Regions from separate parts of the Homo sapiens genome. Here region 1 is linked to region 2. Evidence: chromatin contacts called from ENCODE Hi-C or POLR2A ChIA-PET data. All regions are on one chromosome and are shown on one strand. Each heading gives the region's core, a stretch centred on a gene start or an enhancer-like site at or near the end of the contact. The rest is flanking DNA. Distances are from core to core; before and after follow the strand shown.

Region 1 (3,213 bases), core at 169-2,668, 190 kb before region 2:
CTCAGTGATCCGAGATGCTGGCACCAGTTCCCCCCACCCTCAGTAAAATGAGGTCCATGGGGGCTCCAATGGGGATCTGGTGTTTTAAAGTTTTTGTTTTTGTTTTTTTGACAGAATCTTGCTCTGTCGCCCAGGCTGGAGTGCAGTGGTGCAATCTCAGCTCACTGCAACCGCCTCCCAGGTTCAAGCCATTCTCCTGCCTCAGCCTCCCAAGTAGCTGGGACTACAGGCACACATCACCATCTAGTTTTTTTTTTTTCTTTTTCTTTTTCCTTTTTTTTTTTTTTTTTTTTTTTTTAGATGGAGTCTTGCTCTGTCTCCCAGGCTGGAGTGCAGTGGTGCCATCTCGGCTCACTGCAACCTCCACCTCCCAGTTTAAGTGATTCTCCTGTTTTAGCCTCCTGAGTAGCTGGGATTACAGGTGCCTGCCACCACGTCTGGCTAATTTTGTATTTTTAGTAGAGATGGGGTTTCACCACATTGGCCAGTCTGGTCTTGAACTCCAGACCTCAGGTGATCCACCTGCCTCGGTCCCAAACTGTGGGGATTACAAGTGTGAGCCACCGCGCCTGACCCCTAGTGGATGTTCTCTTTTTTTGGTTTTTGTCCTCCCCGGACCGCCCCCGCCCCGAGATGCAGTCTTGCTCTGTCACCCAGGCTGGAGTGCAGTGGTGGGATCTTGGCTCACTGCAACCTCCTCCTCCTGGGTTCAAGGAATTCTCCTGCCTCAGCCTCCTAAGTAGCTGGGATTACAGGCGTGTGCCACCACACCCGGCTATTTTTTTTTTTTTTTTTTTGTATTTTTAGTAGAGATGGGGTTTCACCATGTTGGTCAGGCTGGTCTCGAATTCCTGACCTCATGATATGTCCGCCTTGGCCTCCCAAAGTGCTGGGATTACAGGTGTGAGCCACTGCACCTGGCCCCTAGTGGGTTTTAAAATTACAGTGTCACCTGTTGCTGTCACCTGTTGCCTTCCCATCATTCCCAGTTCCTGTGACGTTGTCACCTGTTGCTGTCACATTGTCACACTATTAATGTCCCCCAGAACTGTCCCCCCCCGCTGCTGCCACTGTCATCCCGTTAAGGTCACTGTGAGTCACGCCAGCCCCACCCTCCGTTTGACTTTCTGAGCAGCCATGGAGCCCCCCCTCATAGGCGGGACTTGACTGTGTGCACCCAGAGCCAGCAGACCCCAGATGTTCATTAGCATGAGCTCGAGGAAGGCATGGAGACAGGAGTGGGCAGGGTGTGCCCAGGAGCACAGGGTCAAGGCTGGGGACAAGGAGATGGGAGGAGGGACGGGGAGATGCCTGCAGTCTATGGTGTGTGGAGTGCGCTGGGCCAGCCTAGGCCAGGGTGGCTTGGGGACAGAGCCCTCTTTGTATAAGCACAGGAAGCAGCTGGGAGTCAAAGCATTGCATACAACGCCAGGAGTTTGGCCACGTGCCCAGGAATGAGGCTTGGAGCGGGGAGGGAAGCCGCAGAGGACCCAGGAAAGCTCTGAGGAAGAGATCAAGCTGGATCCTCACAAGAGACCCTGAAGACAGGCTCTGATATCATCCCATTACACAGATGAGGAAACTGAGGCACAGAGCCACCACATCGCCCACTGGGACCCCACCACCAGGAAAGAATACAGGCAAATCTGAACCCAGGCCACAAAGCTGGAACCTTCCCCGTGGCCTTGGGCCCCCAGCCACACCCTCACCCCATTGCCTTGATGTTCTAGCTGGGGGACCTGTCTAGGGTCCATATACAATATATTATTTCTCTTTCTAATAAACACACATGTTTGCACCTTTATACATTGTTCTGTATTTGCCCTATTTCCTCTTTGTAAAAATAATTAAAAACAAACAAACAAACAAAAAAACAGGGTCTCCCTCTGTCACCCAGGCTAAAGTGCAGTGGGGAAGATAACAGCTCACTGCAGCCTCGAATTGGGCTTAAGCAATCCTCCCACCTCAGCCTCCAGAGTAGCTAGGACTACAGGCACATACTACCTGTCTAATTTAAAAAAATTTTTTTTTTTAGAGATAGAGTCTCACTATGTTGCCCAGGCTGGTCTCGAACTCTGGGATCAAGTGATCCTCCCAACTCATCCTCCCAAAGTGCTGAGATTACAGGCATGAGCCGTCACACCTGGCCTCTTTCTCTTTCTTTCTTTCTTTCTTTCTTTCTTTCTTTCTTTTTTTTTCTTTTTTTGTTCAGACAGAGTCTCGCTCTGTCGCCCAGGCTGGAGTGCAGTGGTACACTCTCAGCTCACTGCAACCTCCACCTCCCAAGTTTAAGCGATTCTCCTGCCTCAGCCTCCTGAGTAGCTGGGAGTACAGGCGCCCACCCCACACCCTAATTTTTGTAGTTTTAGTAGAGACGGGGTTTCACCATATTGGCCAGGCTGGTCTCGAACTCCTGACCATGTGATCTGCCCGCCTCCGCCTCCCAAAGTGCTGGGATTACAGGCGTGAGCCACGGTGCCTGGCCTCTTTCTCTTTCTAATAAACACAAATGTTAGCACCTTTGTATCTTGTTCTGTATTTGCTTTTTCTCATCTTTGTAAAAAAAATATATTTTTTTCTTGCAAACTAAATCAATCCCTCTCAATTACCATCTTCTTTTTACTGTTTTCTTTTACTGAGATCAATTTCACACAACATAGCACTTACTATGTTCAAGTGTACAATTCAGTAGCGTTCAGTACACGCAGTATGTGCAGCCACCCCCTCTATCTAGTTCCAAAACGTACTCATCACCCCAGAATGAAATCCTGTCCCCATTAGCAGTTGCTCCCCATTCCCCATACCCCAGTCCCTGGCAAACACTAATCCACTTTCTATTCTCTGTGGATTTGCCTGTTCCGGACATTGCACGTATTTATTTTATTTTATTTTATTTTATTTTATTTTATTTTATTTTATTTTGAGATGAAGTCTCCCTCTGTCACCCAGGCTGGAGTGCGGTAGTATGATCTTGGCTTACTGCAACCTCCACCTCCCAGGTTCGAATGTTTCCCTGCCTCAGCCTTCCGAGTAGCAGGGATTACAGGTGCACACGGCACCGCGTCTGGCTATTTTTTTTTTTTTTGGTATTTTTAGTAGAAACGGGATTTCATCATGTTAGCCAGGCTGGTCTTGAACTCTTGGCCTCAAGTGATCCATCTGCCTTGACCTCCCAAAGTGCTGGGATTACAGGCATGAGCCACCGTGCCTGGC
Region 2 (3,158 bases), core at 70-2,569:
TAAACCCAGGCAGGTCTTCCAGAGTCCTTGCTTTGGCCACTACACTTGAATGCTTTCTTTTATTTTTATTTTTGAGACGGAGTCTCTGTCACCCAGGCTGGAGTGCAGTGGCAGGATCTCGGCTCACTGCAACCTCTGAGCCCAGGGTTCAAGCGACTCTCCTGCCTCAGCATCCTGAGTAGCTGGGATTACAGGCACTTGCCACCACAGCTGGCTAATTTTTGAATTTTTAGTAGAGACGGGTTTCATCATGTTGGTCAGTCTGGTCTCAAACTCCTGACCTCAAGAGATCAGCCCTACTTGACCTCCCAAAGTGCTGGGATAACAGGCATGAACCACCAAGGAGCCTCAGGGGGCTTGTCCCTCCCAGCCTACACCTGTGTCAGACTCTGATTGGGGGCGGAGGTGCCCACCACCTCTGCGGCTTCAGGGGCTGGGGCCTCACTAAGTGGGGCGTTTAGCTGCCTTCCCTCTCCTCCGCTCCCTGCCCTGACTGTCACAGCTAGATCCGGATTCTGTGCCTGAGACCCCCTCATTAGGCCGTCAGAGCCGACGCCACACGCCCCCTCTCCCGCCCCAGGGACTATTTTGGGACGCAGAGCTGTGATCACCAAACCGGAGTGGTGGGGGCCACGGCAGGCCAGTGAGGATCCCAGTCCTGGGGAGAGGGCGCCTTCCAGGAGGCCCTGAGTACTGGCAGCCCCTGATGTCTGCTGGGACTCTCAGACTCTTGAGGTGGGTGGGTGGGGGACCGGTGGCGGCAGGAAGGTGGGTGTTAAAGTCATCATCACCCGTCCACCCCCAGGTCGTCCTAGCCGCACAGAGACAGAGCAGTTTCCTACAGGAAGCGCCGCCGGGCGGTTCCATCCGCTACCCATTGTCTGCGGGTCCGGGGGCCGTGCGTCCCTCCCCAAAACACCATTTCCGTGACACGCTCCCACACCCAGCCCAGCGCGAGGGGCTGGCTGGGGTCCCCAGGCCGTCCCGGGAAAGGGTCCCAGGGCCGGTTGTGGCATTAGGGAGCGAACGAGCCCCGCAGTGAGCTCCCGAAGGGCGAGAGGGGGGCAAGCCCACGCCTCCAGAGCCCCCCACTCTGCTCGCTACCCACCTGGGACTTCCAATGTGGGAGGGGTCCCGGCCAGAGGACACGACGCCCGCCCCGTCGCAGCGGGCAGAGCCCTCAGTGGGGCTGGAAACGCAGCGCAGCGCCGGGTCCCGGTGCGTCCCCGAATCCACCCACCCAGGGGTCCCCCATCCGTGTCCCCGCAAGCTGGCAATTTACCTGAAGCCGCAGCCCCAGCCGCGCCCGCACCCGAGCCCGCCCCCTCGAAGTCCGGGGACTGATTATCAAGGCCTTCGCCCTAACTGACGGCCACGCCAGCCAACCAGCACCCGAGGCTCTCCAAGCCGCCCAGTGGGACGGTGGGGTGGGACAGGCAGGCGGGGCCTGGAATGTAGGGGTGGTGACTGAGGGCGGGCCCTGGAGTGACGGTCGCCGAGCGCTGGCTGGCGGCATTTCTGCACCAGCAGAGGTCAAGTCTCTGCCCAGCGCCGGGCCAAGGAGCTTGGATTTGATCCACAGGCACGAGGGAGCCATGGGAGAACTATGAGTAGAAGAGTAACCCGGTGGGATTTCTATAACTGGCACTTATTTCGCAGTGCCTGGGTGAAGTATCAGGTCCCGGATCTTCCCCACCGCAGGGCCTCTGCACATGCTGTTCCACCTACCTGAAATGCTTTCCCTTGCACCTGTACACGTAGGTACTTTTTGAGGCTCCCCTACTGTTTTTTGTTTTGTTTTGTTTTTGTTTTTTGAGACGGAGTCCCAGGCTGGAGTGCAGTGACACTCACTGCAACCTCCGCCTCCTGGGTTCAAGCAATTCTCCTGCCTCAGCCTCCCGAGTAGCTGGGATTACAGACACACACCACCACGTCCAGCTAATATTTGTATTTTTAGTAGAGATGGGGTTTCACCATGTTGGCCGGGCTGGTCTGGAACTCCTGACCTCAAGTGATCCGCCCGCCTCAGCCTCCCAAAGTGTTGGGATTACAGGCGTGAGCCACCGCGCCCGGCCTTCCCTACTTTCTGAGGTTCAGCTTTTGTGTTGCTGCCCCCTAAATTCCTGACATAGCCCCTCCCCAGTTAGTATTTTTCTCATCACTCTATTGTATTAACCTAATAGCTACTTTTACTATCTGGAAAAAAAAAAAAAAGCAGACTCTGTTATTGGCAGGCGCAGTGACTCACGCCTGTAAATCCAGTATTTAGGGAGGCATAGATGGGAGGATAGCTTGAGCCAGGAGTTGAGACCAGCCTGGGCAACATAGCAAGACCTAGTTCTCAAAACAAAAGAAAACAACAAAACAAAAAGACAAAAACGAAACACTCAGTTATTTATTTGGTTTATTTTTTAATTTAATTTAATTTTTTTTTAGACAGAGTCTCGCTCTGTCCCAGGCTGGAGTGCAGTGGTGCGATCTTGGCTCACTGCAACCTCTGCCTCCTGGGGTTCAAGCGATTCTCCTGCCTCAGCCTTCTAAGTAGCTGGGATTACAGGCGCACACCACCACGCCCAGCTAATTTTTGTATTTTTAGTAGAGACAGGGTTTCACCATGTTGCCCAGGCTGGTCTCGAACTCCTGACCTCAGGTGATCCGCCCACCTCAGCCTCCCAAAGTGCTGGGATTACAGGCGTGAGCCACCATGCCTGGCTGGTTATTTATTGGTTTACCTGCTTGCCATCTCACTAAAGTGTCGGCACCAAGGCCAGGTGGGGTGGCTCATGCCTGTAATCCTAGCACCTCCTGAGGCTGAGGTGGGAGGATCTTTTGAGCCCAGCAGCTCAAGACCAGCCTGGGCAACAGAGTGAGACTCTGTCTCTAAATTAAGTGTCAGCACCATGGGAACAGGAAACTGGTTTTGATAACTGCTTTATCCAGCGACCCTAGTACACAGTAGATGCTTAATAAATGTTTGCTGAAATAATGTTTTCTTTTTCTTTTTTGAGTCAGGGTCTCATTCTGTTGCCCAGGGTAGAGTGCTGTGGCACAATATCTCAGCTCACTACAAACTCCGCCTCCCAGGTTAAAGAGATCCTCCTGCCTCAGCCTCCCAAGTAGCTGGGATTACAAGTGTGTGCTACGCCTAGCTAATTTTT

Evidence for each region. Hi-C counts contacts between places; a loop is a spot of excess contacts on that map. ChIA-PET counts read pairs that join two places held with the same protein, here RNA polymerase II (POLR2A). Pooled maps may share reads with other maps.
Region 1: a pooled map shows a loop between it and region 2 (4-fold over the local background). The contact joins the enhancer-like site here to the promoter of KANK3 in region 2. A Hi-C loop is called at or near these places in 1 of 168 maps with a recorded cell type or tissue (HCT116) and 4 of 50 pooled maps. POLR2A ChIA-PET finds 5 or more read pairs at or near these places in 4 of 52 experiments (AG04450, HEK293T, WTC11 and 1 more).

What each region holds. Positions count from the first base shown.
Region 1 is chr19:8,153,618-8,156,830 of GRCh38, forward strand. No RefSeq gene overlaps it. Among named protein-coding and RNA genes, the nearest start is that of FBN3, 5.6 kb to the left of the region's middle. RefSeq lists silencers at 473-522, 643-692. Within about 2 kb of position 1,419, at least 9 of the 41 ENCODE cell types and tissues checked have a DNase peak (open chromatin) inside an H3K27ac peak, as active enhancers do; they include HCT116, where a contact is called at or near this core.
Region 2 is chr19:8,341,943-8,345,100 of GRCh38, forward strand. It overlaps KANK3 (KN motif and ankyrin repeat domains 3), which reads right to left and starts at 1,320. Exons shown (of 11, transcript NM_198471.3): 1 at 1,283-1,320. RefSeq lists an enhancer at 763-1,554.